Linked DNA regions of Mus musculus: all the other regions are linked to region 2. A link is a loop called in an ENCODE intact Hi-C map of the cell type or tissue named here. Cell type or tissue: heart. All regions are shown on one strand. Region 1 overlaps Phf19 (PHD finger protein 19). Region 2 overlaps Gm52552 (a long non-coding RNA gene). Region 3 holds the start of Psmd5 (proteasome (prosome, macropain) 26S subunit, non-ATPase, 5). Region 4 holds the start of Phf19 (PHD finger protein 19). Region 5 has its middle 33 kb from the start of Gm34372. Region 6 overlaps Rabepk (Rab9 effector protein with kelch motifs).

Region 1 (4,000 bases), 65 kb before region 2:
GAGACCATATGTACCTTGCCAAGCTGCAGGAGCTCCCAGTGATGGTTGACAAAGGCCAGGATCTCCTCAAAGTCAAAGTACCGCTTCTTGCTCTGTACTCCCAAGTTATAGAGAGCCAGGTGAACTATATCCACCCTGGGTAAGAAAGCGAGGGCCAAGTGAGGCTAAGGGTGAGGGCAGAGGGCAGAGGGCAAAGGAAGAGCTGGTAGGAACAGGTCCCATCCTCTCACCATCGCAAGGGCAGCCTCTCAATATACTCTGGGCCTTGGTTACACACGGAGCAGAAGAACAGGTAGAAGCTGCGGGTAGAAGAGAGGGGCTGTGAGGAGAGGGTCTGTGACCGGAGGGTCTGTGATGGGAGCGCCTCTGCTCCTTGGCCCAGGCCACCTCTCCCCCTCCCACCTGCTTCCCATAGATAGATAGCATCCACTTCTGGGCTGCCAGCCTCTGAACAGTGGAGGGGACAGGGATCAAGGAATATGTCTCCACCCCTCTCCAAAGATCACTGCCTTAGAACTTAGCTTACTTAGTTCACAGGCTGGGTGGTAGTGGTCACCACTGTCCCTTCTGAGACCCCTCCCCTCCCCTTTGCCAGCCACCAGCCAAAGAAGTATAATAATTGACTTAGCCTAGCCCATCCCTTAGAGACCATCCATTTCCCTAGTGGTGTTTACAGTAACTCTTGGTAAGGCTAAGGCAGAGACTTTCATCTCTCCTTCCTGAGATATTTGTAGAGTCTGGCACTTGTAAAGGCAGGAATGTGCTTGAGGTTCCCCACAAATCAGCAGCAACTAGGCATGTAGCCCAGCATGTTCCTTTGTTGTCTGCTGGCCCAGCATAGCCAGGGTCCCTTTTATCTTGGCTGTCTCCTGTTGACAAGTCTAGGCTATCACAGACCCCCCTTTGTATGCTATCTGGAAGCTGATCACCTACCGGTCTCCAAACACCATAGGCTCACTAAGGCACTGTGTGCAAGCCTCATGGAACCACTGCCTACACCGGTAGCACTGTAGCATCCGAAGGTACCACCTGGAGGCACAGAAGAGCTAGGTCAGCCATCACAGCCCATTTGACAGATGAAGTAGTTCAAATGGCAAAGTCAGAGGCTAGCTGGGCCATAAACATAGCTTCCAGACACTCTAAAACTCAGGACCGGGGGAGGAGCAGTCTGCCATCTACTGAGGGTAGATATCCTGCCTCTGTGCAGACAGCCCAAAGGAGCAGGTTTCACTGTCCTTAGAGGCCCAGGTTGGCAAGCTAGACCAGATTCTGGCCCCTCAGCAAGACAAGAATCTCCTCCACCACCAGTGGCTGATTATCAATTCCCAGCCCATGTGAGCTTTTATATAGTTCCCGATGCTCACAACCACACAAAGAAACACTAGTAAGTGAACTGTGAATCCAGGAAGGCACAGCTGGCAAAGTTCTGTGCCAGGTAATGGACATTTGTCAAGTCTAGGCTCTTAGCTGTCTCATTACTTCCACCTTTCTCAGGCGACTCCAAGAAAAGCACTCCGTCTTCTACTCTCCATTGCTATCTGTACATGTTCTCTCTGAGCCTACTTTCAGGGCCCTTCTCTTAAGACTCCTAGGTAACTCTCCTGGCTCCCCTGGGACCAGACCTGCTTTATGGCAGCTATTCTACCCCCTGGGCCCGCCTCTAAAGCTTGGCCCTCACAGACCACTCTGGGTCTCCCTCCTGAAGCCTCCTGCAAAGTGACACAGCCTCAACATTAAAATCTGCCCTCCCTAAAATGACATCGCGGATCCGCCCCTCCAGATACCGCCTCCATGGCCTGACACCTAGGCTCCACCCTTCCGACTGTCACTTTCAGGCCCGTCCTCCCTAGACCTAATACTCAGCTGGCACTCTGGATTTGCCCATCCAAGACACGCCTCCAAGGCCTGACACTAAAGCCCCGCCTCGCAGCTGTCACTCTGGGTCCACCTCTCTAGATCCCGCCTTCACAGTCTGACACTCGGACCCCGCCCCTGAGCTGTCAAATTTCTCTAGGTCCCGCCTCTACAGCGTGACACTAAGGCCCCGCCCCATGGCTCCAGGTCCGCCCCTCCAGATCCCGCCTCCAGACGCTCACACCCCACAGCCCAGCTGTCACTCCAAGTTAACCCCTCCAGAGTCTGACGCTCAGGCCCCGCCTCTAAGCTGTCACTTGGAGTGCGCCCCTCCAGGTTCCGCCTCCAGAGCCAGTTACTCAAGCCCGCCCCGCCCCTCAGGCTGTCACTCAGGCTCCGCCCCCTGAGTTGAGGTTCTCCCGGAGCCTGTCAGTCCCACCCTGCAGTCCCACGTGCCCCGCTCTGTAGCCTTACTCTCCAGGCCCGCCGCAGTAGCAGTAGCATTGCTGCTGGTTAGTGCGATGGGGCGAGTCCCAATCGAGTTCCTCCGGCTGGTAGGACAGCACCATTTTCACTGCCTGCAGCGTCTTGGCGATGGCGCCTTTCTTCAAAGCGCCACCTTTCTAGGGGGAGATAAAGTCCAGGTCACCAACCACACCTGTCAGCACATAGCTATCAGGAGAAATGCTGCCAGGGTTTGGGGAGACGCAGGCATTTTATGAGCATCAGAAAAACGAGGAACTTTTTCTTACCAATCCTAAACCCATCCTGTTCCCCTTAGAGATATTCATTAATAGCATCAGTTGTAGTAAGGACACACACACACACACACACACACACACACACACACACAGAGTCTGTGAAAGAATATATTTATCTTAACAAGAGTTAAAAAAAAAAAAAAAGAAGTAGCCGGGCGTGGTGGCACATGCCTTTAATCCCAGCACTCGGGAAGCAGAGGCAGGCGAATTTCTAAGTTCGAGGCCAGCCTGGTCTACAAAATGAGTTCCAGGACAGCTAGGGCTATACAGAGAAACCCTGTCTCGAAAAACCAAAAAACAAACAAACAAACAAAAAACCCAAAAACAAACAACAAAACAAAACAAAACAACAACAACAAAAAACAAAACCAACCAACCAACCAACCAAACAAAAGAAGTAATAAAAATAATACCACGTGTTAGGGGCAGGTACATATCATTGTCTTTTAATAGCACATGGCCCTTTATTGGGGACCTCCTACTGACACAAAACTGTCCATTTTATGGTTGGGGAAACTTGAGGTTTAGAGAGATTCTGAAATCTGGTCTAAGACAGTGAGCACCCTGTGTCTCCATGGACCAAGTGAAGCCCTTCTGCCTAGAGTACAGCATCAGCAATGAAGTCTCAGGCCTGAGTCTCTGGGGCTCTGGTCTGGCCAGTCGGAAGGCAAGGGCTGGGGGTGGGGGGTGGGACTGGGGGTGGGGGTAGGGAGGTGCTCACCCTCACAGCCAGTGCGAAAATGCAGCGTCGGCAGAACCAATGAGTGAGGAGGGGCCAGTTGGCATCAACTGCGATGGGGATGTGGCACTGTTGGTGGTAACCTGGGGTGAAGGTGGGGATTGCGAATCACTCACTCACAAGGGAACAGTGGCCCAAGGTCAGTTGGCCATAGGCAGCGAGACTAGCTGAGCTATGGCAAGCCCTAGGGAGCTCTGCCTGCCAGCTTTCAGGGTACTGGCTGGTGGTACCCACCCAGAAGCCAAGCTGATAACCAGTAAGGCACAAAAAGACAGTACTGGCCACTGCAAGAGGCACCAAGGGCTGGCTTCAGCACCTGCCTTCCTCTGCCTAGGAGGGCCACAAACTACATTTCCCATTGCTTTTGGTCACCTTTCCCCAAGGCAGGAGGAACCCAGGATAGGAGAAATAGGAAGCTAGCTGGGACCACAGCAAGTGCGATGTGGGAGGGGCCACAAAGTGGGAGGGACCACAAAGTGGGAGGGGCCCGCAGGGCAGTGCCTTCACAGTGAGCTGTTCACCCACTCACCCAGGCCACACTTCCCACAGATGAGGATCTCGTTCATAGGCCCTGAAGTCTTCCCCATGCAGACGTCACACTTGGGCTCCTCTCCCGGAACACCAGCTGAAAAAGAAGTCCCCTCAA
Region 2 (4,000 bases):
TATAAGACTGAGAATCAGGGCAGTAGCCTTTGTTCCTCAAAGAATCCCATACTGGGGGGCCAGGAGGGCTATGAAAGGGGGCTGTTGCTTGCTCATCATTTTTGACCTCCTTTCCTTACACAGGGGAATGGGGAGCCCAGAGAGAGAACCCAGCTTGCACCGTCTGTTCAAGGGCCACATACATCTTCTGTCTCCCTGCCTTTTGTTCTAGAACTACTCAGTAATACCTTCTACTTTTGGTGCTTTGTTTATTTTTCTGCTCAGATGACGATCTCTCTTCAAGACAGGACCCCAAGGGCCAAGGGGCAGAATAGACATGACTCTGAAGGCCCCTGTAAGCCCTACCCTACCTCTTGAGTGCAGTGGGAGCCCAATTAATATTTGTTAGAATAGATTTGTCATCCTAAGAGGACCCAGTGACACCAGGAAACCATCATTCCTGGGCTTCACATCTGTGGGCTTCCAAAATGTATTTAAGGATCTCATTTTTAAAAAGATGTCTAAATACTTTCTGGGGAGGTCATTGTCTACCATATTCCAGACCTATTCTTGCAATACACGAATACATACGTGTGTATGGATACATGTGCATATGTGTGTGGGCGTGCAAGCCTGTGCAGGCCAGAGGCTGTTTTTAGGGCGAGGCCATCATCACCCTCTGCCTCATTTATTTTGAGACAAGGTCTCTCACTGAACCCGGAGCTCAGTGATTTGGCTTCATGGCCAGCATGCCCCAGGGATCTCCTTGGTGCCAGCAATACAGGTGCATGCTGCTGTGCCCAGCTCCTTATGTAGGTCCTGGGGAGCCAAACCCAGGTCCTCAGGCGACCACGGCAAGCATTTTGCCAGCTCTTTTCTGTAACTAGTGTCTGGCTCGTAGCCACAGATTTCCACAGAAGACAGTCAGGCACTCTCTGTCCTCCGTTGGGACCAGAGAGGATGGGGGAGGCCAGCTCTCTAGCATCAGCTCCTGGCCCTGTCCTTCTCCTTCCCAGAGAACACGTCTACACAAAGCACCCCCGAGCTGCCTTGGATCCCCTCCAAGCACTGCCCTGGAAACCAACCAGGCAAGAGAGGCTAGGGTGCCCCTGGGAAGGACACGTCTATTGAGGAGCAGTAGCTGTGGCATGCAGGCACACACATGCTCATGGCTGCAGAACCCTCCAAAGGAAAGTGGAAATCTAGATTTTTTTTTTCCTGTGATACCATCATTTTTAAGAACACACCACGAACAAAAGTCAAAACCAACCAACCAACAGCAACAAAAAGCCCCTCAAACCACATGAGATTGTCCACATTTCCTGTCTGTGGGCCACTGGGTGAGACCTCTGGTGGAACCTGGCATCCCATAAACATCGTCAGTAAAGGTGTGGATTTGACGAGATGCCACTCATGCAGGCTGGACACATTCTAGTGTTTATCCAGATGTGGATTTACGACCAGGGTCATCACTGAAAATTGGCACATGCATGTTCTCTCTTAGGACATGGTCTTAATACTTAGATTTCTCCTCCAAGAAGAGCAAATGTTGAGGAAGCTGCCAGGTGTCACCCAGTGAGTGGGCGGCTGGATTGGAACGCCAGGTTGTCTGGCTACAAATCCAGTGTCTGTCAGTACCACTCAAGCTGCCTCTCTGACACCCAAAATGAAACTGCATGTTAGTTTGCTAAGCCCCATGAGGTTAGCGATGGTATCTTTTTAAATCATGTCTGCAAAAAGAACATAGAAATCATGCAACATGCAACTTGAGGGATTGTACTTACAGCTGCACACAAATATGCATCCAGACGTGGTACACATAAACATACATAACCAGTTATGGATGCATGTGCATACCCACGCTCCATCATGCATGCCATTGCCCTCATCTCTCACTTCCTAGGGCATCTGAGTCTAGATTGGGCCACCCCACAGTCTCTCTGCCTGCCCTGTGCCAGCCTCATCTAGTCTTCACCGAGAGTTTCCTGGAAATCTGACTGCGGCTGTGGTCTTTTTTCCCTAACCCAGGAGACAAATCGGCACTTTTGTTTTTTCAAAGTCTGGGTTTCGTAAACCTGGAATCCTTCCTTAATTTTTCCACTAGAAATTTCCTTGGCCTATTGCCTTTTTCCAGGACTTCGGCCAGGAGGTCACACTTGGAGCGCCCTCTGCTGGGCACCGTTCCCCCAACCTAGTGGGCACTTGCAGAGGGGATGTGGTCTCTCTCATATGTCATCAAACAGGGAAACCAAGGGTGGCTAAGGGGATGGGAGGGGGAGGGTGATGCTGGGATGTGTGTGCTCATCCTAAGTATGTGCTAATGTGTGTGCTACCAGTGGGTGGACTTGTGTGTGTTTTCATTATTGAAAATAAAAGAGAAAAGTAATTCTGAGTTCCAACTAAAGGTACTGGACTCTACTTAGGGCCCTTGAGTGGGACCAGTGACAGGAGTAGGGACATCACCTAACTCAGCCTTACTCTTCAGTGCCCATCACATTTAACAGGTGGGAAGCTAAGACACAGAGAGGTGTTGAGAGAGGGGTGGGAGGGTTGTTTTTGAGCACCTGTCCACAGATAGTTAAACCTGCGAAATCTCTGCCATTTACCTACGCCTCTTGAGGTGCCTAGTTTTGTTCTCTATTTAAATATTAAGACACAGAAGTCTCACGTAAGGAAGAGAAGGGAGAATTGTCTTGGGTTTTGAATCCAACCCGCTGTCCTCTCGTCTTCAGAGACTCTTGGATTTCCCCATTTGGCCCAGAGCAGAGGCTGAGACAAGACACAGCACAGTGCTCCAGCTCTGGGATGAAAGTCCTTGCTTGTGACTCTTCCTAGGGTGCTGTTCCCAGCCCTGATGGGGCTCTTGGAGCCCTGGGCTTCAGTGGGGAGTAGGGACCCAGAGCCAGAGCAGTGAGTTCAGGACCAGGTGCCTCTCTAGATACTCGGTTCTGCTTTGCAGCTGTCCTGAAAAGAGAGCAGGTCCTGGAAGGCGATGGGTTTGCGTTTCATTTTAAAGGGTTCTGGTTAATGGTGCAAAGAAATGCAGAACGTATTTCAGCATCACGAGACTCTTCCCCTGGCTTTTGGTCCCACCTGGCTTCCCTTCCCACTCGGCCTCATTTACACAAAGGACTGCCTGTCCTCATCTCCTTTTATGACTCCTGTCTGAAATCCAAATCCTGGCCATTATTTTTAATCGACTGAATCATTAATTGTTTTTCTTTAAGCATGTCAGGTCAGAGGTCAACTTTGGGTGTTGCTTCTCAGCAGCCGTGTACCTTGTGTTTTGAGACAAGGCTAGCTGGCCAGCTAGCTCCAGGGATCAGGTCTCTTACCTCTTCCTTTCTAGAGCTGGGATCACACACACACACATCACCACAGCCAGTTCTGGAGATTGGACTCAGTTCTTCATGCTGACACGGCAAGCATTTTACTAACAGAGCCTTCTCAGCCCAATCCTGGTCACTCTTTAAAACCCTTCTCAGAGGTCACCTCTGTGGAGCCTTCTCTCCAGAGTCCAGCAAGTCTACTCTGCCTCGCTCTTCTCTCACAGGCCCTGTTGTGGGTGGAACATCCTGGGAAACTAGCAGGTTCAACTTTGATCTCCCCCATACAGGCATCACAGTGTGCATGTGATGTGTACACTTTATATGGCTTTTGTATACTGTCCCAGTAAGAACTGTTAAAGACTGGGGTTGAATGGGAGTTTGCTAAAGAAAGCAAGAGATAAATGAGCTTTTCCACTTCTCAAGTCAAGAAAGGGAAGCTTTCTGGAGTTGATTCAGAGTTAGTCCATGGCATGGTGGTTTGAGGAGCAGAGACCGCACAAACACTGTCTCATAGAATGGAAAGCCTGGAGGTGGGCAACCACTTAGACAAGCAAGGCAGAGGGAAAATGGCTCTGCTCTCATCAGCCTGAGCTCCTCCTGTTCTTGTGTACAAGATGACGGCCGTACACAAAGGAGATGTGAAGTCCTTCTAGGCCTATCTCACATGCGGTGGAGGGGACAAGTCACAGAAT
Region 3 (4,000 bases), 99 kb before region 2:
ACATACTGAGTTTAAGACAAGCTCTATACAGCAAGATCCTATTTCAAAACAAACTAACAAAACTGGACCCAGTACCTTCTTTAAAGGCTGTAGGCCTCATCTTGTATTTACCATGTATTTCCTGAACTGTACTTCAGGGCAGATGCAGAGAGGAACAAATGTGTTTCCTAACCACAAAGACACACACAGAATTATAACAAGGGAAAGGTATCCAGAATTATAAACAGAAAAATGATAATGTCATTATGGTGTCTGACGAAGAGCCACTTGCAGCTGGAGAAAGACTTTTTTGGGGAGGTGGCACATGGGCTGGGTCCACAGTCAGTAGAACTGGTGTGAGAGGAGTTCAGAAAGTGCCAAGTCATGCTCTAGGAACGTTAGTGATGGTAACACGGTAGTGGAACAGATGCGCTCAGTGGAGTAAATGAAGGAGAGTAGCCTGGAAAAGCAGACTGGAAAGCTACCAGGAAGGGCCCAAATACCAAACTATACAATCATGATTTCCACAGACAAGCTAAGCCAACTGACCTGAGACATTAGTTCTGGTTGCAGGGTGAGGGCTAGTCAGAAAAGGAAAATAACCACTAAAATACTGACTGTTAAAACCAACTTAGCAGACGTAGCAGGAGTAAGAGATGTAGCAGAAGGGAGGTAAGAAAGCGCACTGAAAGCATTCAGTGCTGACTGACTGGAGCTCACTATCTTTTCAAATTAAAATTCAAATACAAAAAGCACATTAAATGATCAAGTTAACAAATACAAGACATTTCTAATTTAATGCTATAGATGCATATTCATCAAAAGTTGCTATCCTAACATTTTAATTCCAGTTGCACATTAATAACTTCTACATATAATCCTGGGTTATGCAGTTTACTCTCGCTTGTAAGGGGTATATAGTGGATTAATTTACACATAAGCTTTACAATTTTCCTTTTTTTTTTTTTTTACATTCAACACTTTCATACATACACAGATCGGCCGCGCAACGTTACGCAGCAATAATTTATGTCCTTAATGATTTATTAATATGGTTGTTTCTAGTTTAAAGTTTTGCTGTCTCACAAATCTGTTATTCCGTACATTTTAATTCCACTGGACAAGCATTCACTGGATACTGAAATTAAAAGGCGTGCCGTGGACCCCGCCACAATATCAGCAGAAGATTCCTTCCGGAGAGGAGAACCGTCAAGACCCGGGCAACACACAGTTGTGGACATCTTGCAATTGGACAACCTGGACTTTTCTCCGAAAGACCCCTGCAGCCATCCCTACCCGCCCAAGCCCGGTGCTTCTCTCACCGATTGTTCTGGTTAAGCAAGGAGAACAGCGGGCGGAGGCGTAGCTCCGCCGCCTGCTCGCGAAGCTCGTGCAGCGGCACAGCCTGCACCACTGACTGCAGCGCACGAAGCTCCTCCAGCGGCGCCTCCAGCCGCGCCACCTCCCGCAGGAGCGACACAGCCTGCGCCGCCATCTCCCTGGCTCCCGTCTGCCCGCCCACCTACTAGGTTCCCAGAGCGCCTCTCTGAATCTCGCGAGATCTTACGGAGCGAAGCCTCCCAGCAGATCTGTCAAGTCTCGCGAGATCCTTTCTCAACGCGGTCCCCGCCCCTTTCTTTGGGGCCCGGAGTCTTGCGCGTGCCGGGAGACTAAGAGACTGAGACCGCCCAGGGGATCAAGAGGCTTTGTGCACGCTCTCCGCAGAGGCCTCCGTGACGGAACCGGGATGACTGAACCCGAGTCCGAGGCCAGGTGGCCATCAAGATGAGGCACATGGTCCCCGAAAACTTGGACGTGGGGCGCCGGTTTGACGTCTGTCAGCCAATGGAAGGCCTGATTAAGAGAAGTTTGGGGCCGATGTGCAGGAAGTTTTCGGCATCTTCCAGAGTCTGCGCGTGACGTAATCACCGAAGGACAGACATAGCATTTAGTGCGGAGAGAAGGAGCAGGCCATGGAGGGGCTGGCCTCAGACTCCGAGACCAAATGCACACAGAAGTGTCTGATGGAAATCAGTGGTCAAGGACAAGCTATATATATTTCGTGAAAGAGAGAGAGGAGAGAGAGAGGGAGAGAAGCTTAAAAATCGCTGCCATCTGCGAAACACGGGGTTGTTGGAGAAGAACCATTAAAAGCTAGTTGACAACCAACTATTTCAAGCCGTTGGAATGTCTGGTCAGAGTTGTAGACCTCATTTGGTCCCCTGTGCCAAGGAGATGAGTCTGTTTTGGAACGCATGGCTTCCTGTTCTTTTACGGAAAGAGACAAAAATCCAGGAAGCTTAGAGGAGACTAAGGATGGGATGCCCATCTGTATGTGTGTTCGCGCGTGCATGTCAGGGACTCAGGTGACAACAATAAAACTCTGCGACTTTACAAAGACCCTAATCCCACTCTTTTGGAAAAGGTTAAACTACCCGTTTCCCCATTTTATGTCATACACACGGAGAACTGTCACTAACCGTTGTCTTCTCTTTTCGTTACTTCACGATTATCGTACCCTTGAAGCCTAGAAGCTAATTGGCAGAGAAAACTCTTGAATTAAAGGTGTGGGTGATTATGAACAGAAGTCCCAGGCATTCAGACTCCTCCCCAGCCCTCCAAACTCCCAGGGGCTTGTTTTCTGTAGCCCTTGGATCATAATATTTTCCAGACATTCAGGAATTATATCAAGAAGACATTTGACCACTTTGCTCCCTGCGTTGAAAAAGAAAACTCACTTAAGTAACACAGCAGCCTTATACTACTTTTAGTAGTTGTAAAAGAAGTTTAAAAAAAAAAAAAGATGACACATAGCCAGTCATTCTTAAAGCTTGCGAGAAACTTAGGAGTATGTTGTGAGTGGCCACACACGTTTCCCTAGAGCTGATGAGATTTAAAAAGAATGGAGAATTGATTTGGTTAAAAATAATATTGGGAAAAGTGAGCCAAGAGTCTATATCCATAGACAAGAAGACCAATCCCTGCAACCACAGACTGAAGATGACTCTAAGCAAAGCGAATGTTGCCTATGCTAGGCCTCAGCCCTCACTGGTTGCAATTGCCCTGGATCCTGGCTTGAGATGGCTCAGCAGATAAAGGCACTTGCTGGCAAGCTGAAGACCTGAGTTCCATTCTTTATGGTATAAGGAGAGAGCTGACTCGTACACGTTGTCTTCTGAATGCCACACCGTGGCACATAGTCTTAAGTGCTGGCACATAGAGACATACACATGCCACAATATGTGTGGAGGTCAGAGGGCAACTTGCTCTCTTTCCATCATTTGGGTTCTGGGATTGAACTTAATTCTTCAGGTGTGGTGGCAAGCACTTTTACCTAATGAGCCATCTCTCTGGCTCAAACTCATCTCTATTGGCTCAATAGGTTGTCTATTTTGTTGAACTAAAACACACACACACACACCAGAATAATCTAGATACAAAATAGTGCCATAACCAGTTTATGCTGTGTCTCTTTCCCTATGTCTGGAGTTGTAATCATTGTCAAGTTAGGATATGTCACATTAAAGAGCTAAATTAAAAATTTGGAAATCTTTGAGCCAATGCAGTATAGCTTAGCAGGCAAGTACACTTGCTGCCAAGTTCAGTTCCTTGGACAAAAACTACATGGCTAACAAGAGAGAACAGACTTATGCAAAGTGTCTTTGACCCCTATATGTGCAACATGGCACATTGCCAGAACCTCACAGATACACTAAATAAATAAATGGACAACTCTCTTTTTAAAAAAAATCCAAAGAAGCCGGGAGGTGGTGGCGCACGCCTTTAATCCCAGCATTGGGAGGCAGAGGCAGGCGGATTTCTGAGTTTGAGGCCAGCCTGGTCTACAGAGTGAGTTCCAGGACAGCCAGGGTTACACAGAGAAACCCTGTCTCGAAAAACAAACAAACAAACAAACAAAAATCCAAAGAACTAAGAATATATAGAATCCAAAGAGTATATATATTTAGATGTTTGTACTTTTATGTGTGTGTTTGCCTGAATGTCTGTCTGGTGCCTGTGG
Region 4 (4,000 bases), 57 kb before region 2:
CTCAAATGCATTTATTGACAGGACAACTCTGGGAGGGAGACATTATTATCTCATTCTAGGGATAGGGAAACAGGAGACGCAAGGAGAAGTGGCCGATGACCCAGAGGCAGGGCCATGGCTCACAAGGAGTCAAGGTGGCTCTATACCATACCTAGCTGCTTCTAAGAGAGTGAATCTTCCCACTGTGCCTGGCGCAAAGGACCCATGGATCTGAACCCCACTACGAGTCCAGGAGGCTGAGGCTTTGTCCCATATGTGGGCCAGTTCTGAGGATGCAAGCACTTAAGATGTTATGTTTCCCCTAAAATGTGTTCAGAGAAAGGCCCACCTAGTACTGAAAACTTTTGAGGTGGCATGGGAACCGTGTGACATAGCTACATGCCCTCCTTTTGTAATTCCCCTTTCTATTCTCAATTAACTGATGACTTCATGGGAACCAGTCTGGGGCATTTAAACCTGTCTGAAGCACATCTGCCCACAGCAGCTAAGCCATTCCCATTGCACCTAACACATCTGGCTCTCCCCCATCTCATTGAAGTGCTGCCTTTCGCTTCCCTGCCACAGTGGCTCCTGGTGCAGTGGCCTGAGAATCTCCAAATCTCCACCCTAGAATGGTTGGAGCATCCTGCCCAATTCCCCAGCGTATTCTGCTTCCAACTCTGTCTCAGTTTTCTTCATCAATTATTTCATTCATCTTTTCCAAGCCTATTTTCCTGAGCCTGTCGCTTGCTACTACTGGCTGGCACCTGGTACGGGGAGTCTCAGGACACCCAGCTTCCCTCCAGGAATCTTCCAGAAGGTTTGTGGCTTCCCAAACCTTCAGGAGTGGCCAGCATTATTGCTTTCTCCCCTCCGGGGGGCTCACCTGGCATCACATTCCTCCACATACATACACTCTAAGGTCAAACACAGCTTGCCGTGTGTGGGGATGGTGGGGGCGCTCCTGCTCAGGGTCTCTCCCTCTGCCTAGGTGTTGGGCACCTGGTGCCCTGCCAGCCCACAAGAAGACAGCTCTGGGTGTGTTTCCATGTGAGTGCCTCTTCAGAGAAGGTTAGTCTGGCAATGTGCTAGTCCTATACGTAAAACTAAATACACGTGGACATATGAGGGGCCTGGGGCGGCAGGGCATAGTCAGGGTCTTGGGTCTCCCGATGATGGGAGTAAAGCTCCTCTTGCCTTCTCTCCCTCCTGTCTTTTATTCCAGGGCAGAGGCACAAGCACCAGGTGTGGGCTGTAGTCAGAACTTTTGCCCTCTTCCCTGGCACTTGGCTCTTTGGGAGCTGGGAGGTCCCTGCTTGCTTGGGCCTGGAGTACCGCAGGGCCGGCCGGCCTCAGCAGGTTCACAAACTGACATTTCCTCCCCCACTGAGCTTTTGGGGGCAAGCCGGGTCGCTGCGCCCCCGAGGCCGTGCTGGGCCCCCGGGTGGTGGCCCCCCCATCCCGCCTCCATCCTCCTGGAGAGGGCCCCCGAGGGCTGTGATTGGCTGATTCAAACCCATCGGCACAGAAATGCTTGTTTGCGGGTTCCCGTCGGAGTCCAGTTCAAATCCGCGGCACTGGGCGCGCGGGGCCGGGCGGGGGCAGGAAGCGCGCATGATTCATGCGCCGAGGCCTCTCCAGGGCGGCCGTTGGCTTTTTAAAAGGGTGTTCAGGGGGGAGGATAGCTTGCAGAAAGTGTCCCCTTCAGCTTCAGGCACTCCTTTCCTCAGTTGCTCTAATTGCAAACTTTCTCCCGCTCCCAGCCGATCGTGCCTTACTTTGGACGTGAGCAAAATCCCAAATGTCCTGCCTATCCTCCTCTCCATAGCTTTAAATGGAAAAGAAAAGGCACACGGCCACAAACGGAGACCTGTCACCCACACCCTGGCCAGCGTTGGGATTGTGGCTGGGACTCCCGCTGCCCTGAGGGTACCGCTCGGGCTCCATCTCTATCCCCATCCCACAAGCGCGCAGCCTCCAGCCCCCGCCCGGGGATCCTAGGGCTCAATCTAGGTTTCTAGGAGAGGGGTCGTGTGCAGGGATTAAAGCGTGAAACGCGGACACTCCCGGGGCGCCCGCAGCGCGGGACTTACCGCGAGGCAGCGCGTCAGCCGGTCCCACTTGGAGTCTGGCCACCAGGCACATCGGCGGCGGCGGTGCGCTCGGCCCAGGGCTGCCTGGCCGAGTGTCCGCCCCTGGGGCCGGGGTAGGGGTCTCGGCGGGGGCGGGGCGGGGCGGGGGCGCCGCGGGGAGGAGGGGACGCGGGGAGGGAGGGGCCGGTGAGCTCAGGAAGGGGCCCCCCGGGCGCGGGGCGCCATCTTTTTCGCGTTTTCCCGCGAATTATTGACGTCCCCGCTTATGTAATTAGCAGGGGCCGCACCGGCTTTGCCATTGGAGCCCGCGGCTGGCGGGGCCCCGCAGCGTCTCCCGGGGCCGCCCCCGCGCAGCGAGTCCAGCGGGCACACGCGGAAACACAGCTGTACAGAACCACGGCTGGGCGAGCGTACGCACACCACACGCACACAGCTACTACACCCAGACCCTTCACGACCCGGGTTGGTCTCCCAGCACCTTGATCTTACAGAACCAACATTCCACACTACTCCTTGGAGACCAGGAAAAGCCTAAGAGAATCAGACACAGGACACACACCACATATATATGTGTGCCATAAGTCACAACACTCAAATGACACTGCCCTCAGCATAGACTCCCGCGAAACCACGTGCAAGGCATACACAAGTCAGCAACATAGAGCCCCGACACAGTGACCACAAGACCCACTCGAGTATGCCAGTCACGCACTGTAGAGTTAACAGTGTAAAAGAGATAGTCACACAGACCATGTGCACAAACACGGCAAATATGAAAAGGGCAAGCTTAAGACAGATCTTGTGGATAGGGCTCCAATCAGATAAGATCTCCCTCCAGGAGAAAAAAACCAGAGTGTCCTGAACCAGACGCACTCTTGGCGCCAGAGCTTGAGATAGTGTCGGTCAACACCCCCTACCTGCATCCCTGCTTTCAATCTGGACTGCCCACTGCACCTGCTCGAATGGCTCCCTGCAGACACACCCTGCTGGGATGAGTGCATTCCTGGTGTGCTCTTTCCTCCTAGAGCCTTCCCTGTTCATTTTTCAGGGTTCACATTGGCCCTCTGCTCCCTGGGGTGTGGGCAGTCTGGCCTGCAGCTCCTGTCTGCCCCCTCAGTTTGAGATACAGGAGTCCTCTTCCACATGCCCACATTCCCCTTTACTTCTGGGTCTTACTGCTCCTCCTGAGGATTTGACCCACAGCAGAATCTGGCTGAGCCTGGAAAGGAAGTTGGTAGCAGCCCCACCAGACAGGCTCTTCCAGCCCAGGAAGGCATAGCTGCACACCACTTTCTGCAGAGATAACCCTTCTCTGTACAGGAAGCTCTGTCATGAGCCTCTAGGCTGGCCAGAGGCACCTTTAGGATTCCAGGGACAGAGACAACAGAGCAAGCCTGGCTTTGTAACTCACAGGCTGGCGCCACCTATTCCTGGATGTGAGATTGAGTGTGTCACTTTAGTTGTCCAGCTGTTGGGAAGGTTAGAGGCACTGTATGCAAAGTCCCTGTCACCCCATGGGTGGGCAGAAGGTAAATACCGTGCTTTGTCTAGTCTGTATTCATCCACTGTTCTCTTGTGTAGGGCTACAACTGGCTTTGGGCACAAAGGCAAGTAAGAGAAATGGGGCCTGCAATCTGGTGAGGCAGCCAGTACAGGGGTAACACTTTTATATAAAAAAGGTCTTTAGCATGGAATTAGGGAATTGTTGCTATGAGGCCAGTTCTGCCTCTGAGCAGGGGGATTGTGGGTAAGCTAGCCCCCAAGGTTTATTTATATACCCCGTCCTATCTGTTCCAAAGCGGGGGCAACACTACTCTGCCTCACGGGGCCGTGGCCTAGAGAGAGGTTAACATAGGCTCAAGAAGGAGCAGGTGCTTTGGTAAACTCCAAAGCAGTGTGTGAAGTGAGAAGGTGTTGACATACTAAAG
Region 5 (4,000 bases), 300 kb before region 2:
TCCGCCAGAGGACTGAAAGTCATCTGTCACTGTGCTCAGGATCTTGGGTAGCGCAGGCTAGCCAAGAACTCCCTGGGTAGTTGAGAGTGACCTTGAACATCCTTCTTCCACTTCCCAAATTCCCAAGTGCTGAGATTATAAACATGCGGGGACCACACTTAGACTCTCTCTCTCCCTCTCCCTCCCTCCCTCCCTCCCTCCCTCCCTTCCCTCTCCTAAAAATAGCCATCACAGCAGGGAATGGTGGTGTTAAGTCTTTAACCCCAGCACTGAGGACTGCAGAGGAAGATGGATCTCTAGTAAGCAGGAGGCTAGCCTGGTCTATATACTGAGCTCCAGGACAGCCAGGGCTACACAGAGAAACCCTGTCTCAAAAACCAACAACAAAGTCATCAGCAGAGCACGGGCTGCTCTTCCAGAGGACCTGGGTTCGATTTCCAGCATCCACATGGCCGCTCACAACCATCAGTAACTTCAGTTCCAGGAGATCCAACCCCCTCTCCTTGCCTCCATGAGCACTGCACACACATGATGCACAGACATGCGCTCAGGTACACAGGTACACATATACATGTAAATTTTAAAAAACGAGTGTTTTCAAATAGTCATGAGTAAGGAATAAATTTTATTCATAATATTAGGTCATATACAACCATTTAAAACTGAAGGTAGAGCTATAGTCAAATTATTTCATGAAGTATTCACTGGAGGACGCCTCTCAAGCAGTTCTGGTGAGCTAGAGAGTATGACCTCCATTTTCTGTACAGCTTTGATAAGCTTCCCCCTCCCCCCCCCCCACATCATTTCTAGCCTCCGCAGGTGTGATGGTTTTAATTGTCAACTTGACACAATGTACAGTCAACCTGGGAAGATCAAGGTGAAGGGTTGTCTAAATCAATCAGGTTGGCCAGTGCACTTGCCTGTGTATGTGTGGCTGGGTTATTTGTTGGAAATAATCCAATTGTTTGGAAACTTTGGTGGAAACACCCATTTGGTGGAATGTGCGTGGCATTATTTCAAGGGCTGGGCCCTATACAGGAGCGGGAAAAGGAGCATAAGAGGCATTCCTGCCTTGAGTGCCCCACTACGACAGACTGTAACCTGGAGCTGTAAGCCACATAAAGTCCTTCTCTTTTAAACTTGCTTTGGTCGGGGTATTTTCTCACAGCAACAACAGGGAAACCAGGACCGTGGGGCTCATGGCGATGCCCACACTGTGGGAGGGACATGTGGTCACCACTCTTTTTTTTTTTTAAAGATTTATTTATTTATTATATGTAAGTACACTGTAGTTGTCTTCAGACACTCCAGAAGAGGGAGTCAGATCTCGTTACGGATGGTTGTGAGCCACCATGTGGTTGCTGGGATTTGAACTCCTGACCTTCGGAAGAGCAGTCGGGTGCTCTTACCCACTGAGCCATCTCACCAGCAGCCCGTGGTCACCACTCTTGACAGATGAAATGGTCTCAGAGTGCGCGGTGCCACTGTGACTGAAGACGCAGCACTCCCCAGCAGCAGCCCCTGCAGAACGGGGTGTGAAGGCTCCCCGGTGTCGGGACTGTACTGCTAGGTCTTTCATGATGATCGGAGCCCTTGAGCGATGGACATCGATGTCGATGGCCGGACAGTAACTTTGATACGGAGTTGTCGTAGAGAAGCCTCATAGCTGGTAATGACCATCTCACACGACGCGGTGGACAAGGAGGCGCCGGCTGTATTCGCTTGTGTACCGTGGGAGCTGCACATTTGGGGGGGGGGTGTCTGTCTAGTGCTGTCCTGGTACAGGGTTCCTTCAATGCTCTGGAAGCTGGGAGCGACTGCTAAGCTCAGACTCACAAGGCCGCCTCACAGCTATTGCTTTGTACCTGTCCTTGGCCACAAGATGTCACCCAAGGAGCGGCAAAGCGGGGGTGGAGTGGGGGTCGTGGGCTGGGAGGAAAGCTGCCAGACAGGAATCAAGCAGGGGACAAGGGCAAGATCTCGACAGAGCCATCAGCAGATGCCACCTAACCTGACCAAGTAGGGCTACAACTGCGTTCTTCATGGGCAGATGCGTCGATGTGCTGGACACCGCTACAAACAGGCGCTCGGATGACACGGGGGCCCCACGGGCGCTGGGGTCTCGCGTGGACTACACATGATACAGAGGGAGCCGGGCACGGACGGTCTGGGTTCTACGGCTCCTCATTTGGTCATTTCCAGCAGGCCCACTTTATGTGGCAGTCAGTGGCTTCGAGACCCAGCACGGAAGCAGAGGAAGGGACGACCAGCGCATGCGCAGCCTGCAACCCCACCCTGGAGAGTTTATATCCAGTCGCGGTTGTCCCAGTCCTGCCTCCTGGGTAAGGGATGTGGCTTGTCGGTGCAGGCCCTCTGGGTTTCACTGCGCACGTATAAAGTGCCGAGATGCAAATGTACCCACAGCTCACCTGCAGACTGACTACAGCCCATTTGCACACACATGCACCGATCTGCAGCCAGCTACAGCCCACCCACAGCCCACCAGAGCCAGGAGAGGCTATGGGCATAATCTTTCCAAAAGGTGGGATCCCACTGAGTGACAGGTCTTGCCTGAATTTGGAAAGAAAAGATAGTTTATACTATCCACTCCCAGCAGCAAACATCTGGGGACCATTGCTTGTGACTGTGCAGGCAAGCAGGAGCACTAGGGGGCCAGACCTTACTGGAGAGGGAATGAAGGTGTCACTGGTCCTCCAAGGATATTTACAGGAGACAAAGGTAACACAAGTGAGAGGCTGGAGGAGCTATCGGGAAGATAGGCTCACTCGCAAAGGCAGACAGAGTATGTTTCCCGGCAGCTGCAGGCTTGGCTGCTTTACTTTTGTTAAGACTGCCTTGTGTGTCTTTGTGGCTTTTAGGCGGATGCTTGGGCATCAGGTGTCCTCTATCAGGGTCCCTGTTTTCTCACTAGTCTGGAAGCCAGCAGGCCCCAGGATCCTCCCTCAGACTTGGATTCCTCTGTCCTTCATCTAAGCCTCTGAGCTGGGACCACAGAGGTGTGAGGACACTAGAATTGTTAGGTCCTGGGACCCAAACTGATGGATACCACTCATAGCTTTCCCAATAGAGCACATTCCAATCTAGGCCTTGAATCCCAGCACTCTGGAGAGAGGCAGGAGTGAGTATCTTTGTGATTGGAGGCCAGCCTGGTCTACGTAGAAAGTTCCAGGACAGTCAGGGATACATAGAGAAACCCTGTCTTAAAGACCCAATGTCTGGAGCACACCCCAGAAAATGACCATTAATTTGATTGTGGTTACATCATCAGATCCCTTGAATGGGTTAGCCAGGAACCAGGTGAAGAGACACCATCTGTCCACAGACCTAAGTTACAGAAATCTTCTCACAACTATGAATTACAGGAGACCTAAGGAGGATAAAGTGAAAACTCACTTTGGACATTCTTGAGAGTGTCGTAAAATTCCATGTGTTAGCAGCATGTGGAGTTCCCAGATGACAGAAATAAGATCTCTGTGTTTCAAGTTTGATGTCTATAGGCCAAAAAACTTACACCCAAATTTTAAATTTTTATTATTTTATTTCTTTGGATCTCCTAAGCTAGAGATTGCCCAGCATGAGCACGTGATAAATATTTCTCAGTTTCTCACTACCCACTCAATACTTCCATCAGCACGTGCACACCTGAAATTGGCTTCAGACCAGGCTCCACTCCAGGGACCTCAGTGGTGCAGGCAGACTCGTGAGGTCAGCATGAACAGGAATGCAAGACACACACACACCTCTCCAACTTAGCAAGAGATGACGGATTCTTTCAATTCTAGGCAAGTTAGAGTCACGTTTTAATCTCGACCATTGTGACAGAAAAGCAGGCTTTCAGGAGCTTCCTTCCAAATCAGAAGCAAGTCTTTCTGGGAAAGCAAGGAACTTCTCTGGGGACCTTCCTTGTAGACAGGGCCTGTCTCTCCACAGCTTGCCTCCACCAAGGCTATCAAGGATGTTCAGCAACATCTGGAGCGCA
Region 6 (4,000 bases), 190 kb before region 2:
AGTCACAGAGGCAGATGGATCTCTGTGAGTTTCAGGCCTGTTTGGTTTACATAGTGAATTCCAGGACAGCCAGGGCTACATAGAAGACATCAAGAACGGGCTGGGGAGATGGCTCAGCGGGTAAGAGCACTGACTGCTCTTCTGAACGTCCTGAGTTCAAATCCCAGCAACCACATGGTGGCTCATAACCACCTGTAATGAGATCTGATGCCCTCTTCTGGTGCTTCTGAAGACAGCTACAGTGTACTTGCTTATAATAAATAAATCTTTGGGCTGGAGCGAGTCAGGGACTGAGAAAGTAGGGCTGACTGGAGCGAGCAGAGGTCCTAAATTCAATTCCCAACAACCACATGAAGGCTCACAACCATCTGTACAGCTACAGTGTACTCATATACATAAATAAATCTTAAAAAAAAAAAAAAAACAAGAACAAATCCTATCCTATTTGAAATTGCATGAGAAAACACGTCTCTAGTCCCTGAACTCGATAGTCTGAAGGAGGACTGATTGTGAGGTTGGGCTACACAGCTAGACACTGTCTTTTTTTGTTTTTGTTTTTTTGTTTTTTGTTTTTTTCTAGTCAGGGTTCCTCTGTGTATTCCTGGCTGTCCTGGAACTCACTCCGTACACCAGGCTGGCCTCGAACTCAGAGATCCATCTGCTTCTGCCTCCCAAGTGTTGGGATTAAAAGTGTGCGCCGCCACTGCTCAGCTAGACACTGTCTTAAATGCAAAACAAAAAAAAAGCTGGGCCTGTTAATCCCAGCACTAGGAGGCAGAGGCAGGTGGATCACTATGAATTCAAAACCAATTTGGTATACAAAAAGCAAGTTCCAGGACAGCCAAGGTACAAAGAGATACACTGCCTTGGAAATAAATGAAGGAAGGGAGGGAGGGAGGGAGGGAAAACCCTGCAGCCAATGAAGAAATCCCAGCTAGCGAGCTGCCTCTGAGGACCTAGTGAGAACTCGAATACTCTGCATAGGTGTTCTTGTGCCTCCGGCCTCTCATCCCTCTTCTCTGTAGTCTGGAGCAAACTAGGCTTGGCTCATGTATCCATCCACCCGCTCTTGAGCAGATAAGCACTTACTCACTCTCTGGCTGACGGCATTCGTGCTGGAAATGTACAGATAAAGGAAAGACGAAGTCCCGCCCTCAATGGAGCTAACAGTCAGAAAGGCTCAGCCGAGAGCCCAGCCCTTCTGAGGGAGAGATAATCTTCAGGTTCTTTCTGGCTTTCTTTTTCCTGGGCTTTTGGCCATGAAGCCCTGCAAACATGCAGTTCCGGTCATCCAACTTTGTTATCTAGACCAGACATGGAGTAAGAACCAAGGCCTCACAGGTTTCTAGCTGGGAACACAACGTGTAGGAACTGATGGTGGAAAGGATCAGTGCCTGAACACATACTGAGTCTTGGGGAACGACTGCATTTAAAAATAGAGTTGGATGTGGTGGCGCACACCCTTAGTTCCAGCACTCAAGAGGCTGAGGCACTGATCTCTGTGAGTTCAAGAACAGCTTGGTCTACACAGCAAGCTCTAGGCCAGTATGACTCTGTCTGAGAAAAGCAATTTTAAAAAGATGTGTTTGGGTCTACAGAGATGGCGCTCAGCTCCTCTAGAAGTTCTAGGTCCAGTTCCCAGCACTCATATGGCAGCTCACAACTTCCTGCAACTCTGGTTCCAGAGAATCCAGGGCCCTCTCCTGGCCTCCTCAGGTACTACATACTTGTGGTACACATACATGCAGGAAGACCATCCACACCATAGATTTTAATCTCTAGAAATGTCTTATTTTACCTATGTGAATGTATGTGTGTCTATGCGTGTGTGTATGTTCTTGTGTCAGCTGTGACCAGAGCTTCTGGGTTCCCTGAAGCTTCTCTGAGCTTAGTGTGGGTGCTGGGGACTGAACTTGAATACTCTGCAAGAGCAGGAAGAGCTTTTAAGTGTTGACCCATTTCTTCAGCCCCAGTTGTTGATGATACTCTTCCCTCCTCCTCTCTTCTTCTTCAAGTCAGTTAGTCTGTCTGTCTGTCTATCTGCCTGCCTACCTGCCTGTCTACTTACTTACTTACTTACCTACGCTACCTACCTACACAAGTGCTGTACTTATTTAGTGTGCAGTATTTTGCCTGCCCAGAGTTTATGCACCACCACATGCTGCCTGTAGAGGGCAGAAGAGGGCAACAGAATCTGGAAGTGCTGGTGCTGTCATGTGGGTGTTGGGAATCCAACCTAGGTGCCCTGGAAAGTCCAGCCAATGAGCTTCGTGGCTGAGCTACTTTATTCTTCAATATTCAGGCCAAGCTTCATGACATCTAGGAAAGCTTCTAACAGCCAGTCAAGTTACCAACACATAAGAGGAAAGTGGAATTCTTTCAAAGCACATCGTAAAGAGTTCTGAATATATAAGGCCCCTGGCCCTCTTACAGGCTTACCTATATCAATGCAATGGAGATCATCAAAGAACTTGTCCCCTGCCAATCCTCCGTGGATGAAGAGTTTTGTGCCCGCTGCCACCATCACATGGCCATGCCGAGGAGACGGAGGACTTCCATGTGTCTCCGGTTGAGACCATGTCAGAGTGTCTACAAAGGTAAAGGCATTAACACTAGGTAACCTGTCTCTGCAAGCACCTCCCAGGGCAGGGCGCTCCAAGAAGGAAGTCACCTCAGAGTCCTTCTCCCCAGCTTACCAGCAGGAGACCTCAATCCCACTACGTAACCTCTACTTGGATACTCGCAGGGCTGTAAGCTGCAAAGCCAATAACCCCGCATGCTGGCTTACAGTCTGGCTAGTAGGAAGCCATCTCTTGCTTTGGATTGAGAAAAGCTTCGAATAAGAACTACCTCAAAGTTAAAATAAGTGCGCATGCTTCTTCTGTGAGAAACCTTCAGAGCTCTTCTTTTTTTTTTCTTTTGTTGTTGTTTGCTTTTGAGAGGTACAGGAAATCGAACCCAGGGCACTGCATACACTGCACTGCACTGCACACACTGAGTACATGCTTTACCTTTGAGCCACACCCAACCGAGAGTCACCACCTTTTTGTCATTGTCTTTTGAGACAGGGTCTCATTATATAGCTGTGGCTAGCCTAGAACTATGAAGACCAGGCTGACCTCAAATTCGAAGAGATCCGCCTGCTTCCACCGCATAGGGCTGGGATTAAAGACATGTGCCAATACACCAAGCTTGACTCTTTTTTTGAGGCAGGTTTCATGTCTCGTAGGCTAGGCCTAGTCTCTCGACTGCTGGGATTATAGACACTCATCTGCCATTGCGCTTGGTCTGTGTGGTGCTAGGGACTAAATGTGTACAGGGTTTGGTGCATGCTAGACAAGGACTCTACTTAGTGTAAAATCTTTTCTCAAGTCCCTGTCTCCTGTTTGAGAGATAAGTGAAGCTGAGGTGGCCCTGGCCAGGAAAGCAGCCCCAAGATCCCTATGTCCCCAGCCCATACTTGCGTCAAATACATGCAACTTCACGTCCTCCACAGGCTGGGCACCTCTCTCTCCTCCCCCAAAGACGTATAGTTGGTTTCCGATAGCTGCGGACGATGTGTGGAATGTTCTTGGGGATGGAGGGGAGCCAGTCACTTCTGGTGTGCTCCACGTCCTGTCTTCTAGTCCAGAGAGAAAATAAGCATTTAAAAGACCTAGGCTTAAGGCTCTGTCCTTACTCTTTGTTTTCTGAGGTGCTGGGGATCTGTACCCCGGGCCTGCTAGGCTTGCAGTCTCCTACTGATCCACTTCTGCAGACCTGGACCTTGACAGGGTCTCCTTTGTACCTGAGTCTCTGAGGAACACAAAACAGTATAAGACAGCACAGCACAGCACACGGTGCAGCACACAGAGCGCAGCTCAGCACAACACAGTGCAGTACACAGCAGAGCACAGCACACACAGTGCAGTAGAGCAGAGCAGAGCACAGCGCAGCACAGCTCAGCACACACAGCTTAGCACAACACAGCACAGCAGAGCACAGCACAGCATTAGGCAGG

The links. Hi-C counts contacts between places; a loop is a spot of excess contacts. Peaks named below come from ENCODE experiments on the same cell type or tissue, not always from the same donor. Only the 100,000 strongest peaks of a DNase experiment are listed, where the experiment ranks them.
Region 1: a loop joins it to region 2, with 2.5 times the contacts of the local background. A loop is called at or near these places in 24 of 42 quality-filtered maps.
Region 3: it touches region 2 in a loop (4-fold over the local background); 8 of 42 quality-filtered maps call a loop at or near these places.
Region 4: a loop joins it to region 2, with 6 times the contacts of the local background. A loop is called at or near these places in 17 of 42 quality-filtered maps.
Region 5: it touches region 2 in a loop (12-fold over the local background); 8 of 42 quality-filtered maps call a loop at or near these places.
Region 6: a loop joins it to region 2, with 9 times the contacts of the local background. A loop is called at or near these places in 15 of 42 quality-filtered maps.

What each region holds. Positions count from the first base shown.
Region 1 is chr2:34,903,122-34,907,121 of GRCm38, forward strand. Phf19 (PHD finger protein 19) reads right to left here. Exons shown (of 15, transcript NM_028716.4): 4 at 3,884-3,979; 5 at 3,337-3,437; 6 at 2,329-2,477; 7 at 934-1,029; 8 at 231-299; 9 at 15-135. Among named protein-coding and RNA genes, the nearest start is that of Phf19, 8.9 kb to the right of the region's middle. In heart, no CTCF peak of the experiment used is centred here; DNase peaks (open chromatin) are centred at 1,070, 2,080 and 3,860; H3K4me3 peaks cover 1,372 bases; H3K27ac peaks cover 1,410 bases.
Region 2 is chr2:34,968,398-34,972,397 of GRCm38, forward strand. The region is part of intron 2 of Gm52552 (a long non-coding RNA gene); the gene reads left to right. Among named protein-coding and RNA genes, the nearest start is that of Gm46733, 7.7 kb to the left of the region's middle. In heart, CTCF peaks have their summits at 2,141 (motif pointing left) and 2,345; a DNase peak (open chromatin) is centred at 2,144.
Region 3 is chr2:34,869,449-34,873,448 of GRCm38, forward strand. It overlaps Psmd5 (proteasome (prosome, macropain) 26S subunit, non-ATPase, 5), which reads right to left and starts at 1,514. Exons shown (of 10, transcript NM_080554.2): 1 at 1,302-1,514. The coding sequence starts at 1,474. In heart, no CTCF peak of the experiment used is centred here; a DNase peak (open chromatin) is centred at 1,583; H3K4me3 peaks cover 2,647 bases; H3K27ac peaks cover 2,138 bases; H3K27me3 peaks cover 134 bases.
Region 4 is chr2:34,911,869-34,915,868 of GRCm38, forward strand. It overlaps Phf19 (PHD finger protein 19), which reads right to left and starts at 2,108. Exons shown (of 15, transcript NM_028716.4): 1 at 2,073-2,108. In heart, no CTCF peak of the experiment used is centred here; DNase peaks (open chromatin) are centred at 953, 1,493 and 2,383; H3K4me3 peaks cover 2,390 bases; H3K27ac peaks cover 2,415 bases; H3K27me3 peaks cover 1,752 bases.
Region 5 is chr2:34,669,629-34,673,628 of GRCm38, forward strand. No RefSeq gene overlaps it. Among named protein-coding and RNA genes, the nearest start is that of Gm34372, 33 kb to the left of the region's middle. In heart, a CTCF peak has its summit at 1,886 (motif pointing right); DNase peaks (open chromatin) are centred at 1,933 and 2,273; H3K4me3 peaks cover 1,174 bases; H3K27ac peaks cover 1,609 bases.
Region 6 is chr2:34,782,107-34,786,106 of GRCm38, forward strand. It overlaps Rabepk (Rab9 effector protein with kelch motifs), which reads right to left. Exons shown (of 8, transcript NM_145522.4): 5 at 3,461-3,622; 6 at 2,440-2,589. Among named protein-coding and RNA genes, the nearest start is that of Hspa5, 12 kb to the left of the region's middle. In heart, a CTCF peak has its summit at 2,161 (motif pointing right); no DNase peak of the experiment used is centred here; H3K27ac peaks cover 1,586 bases.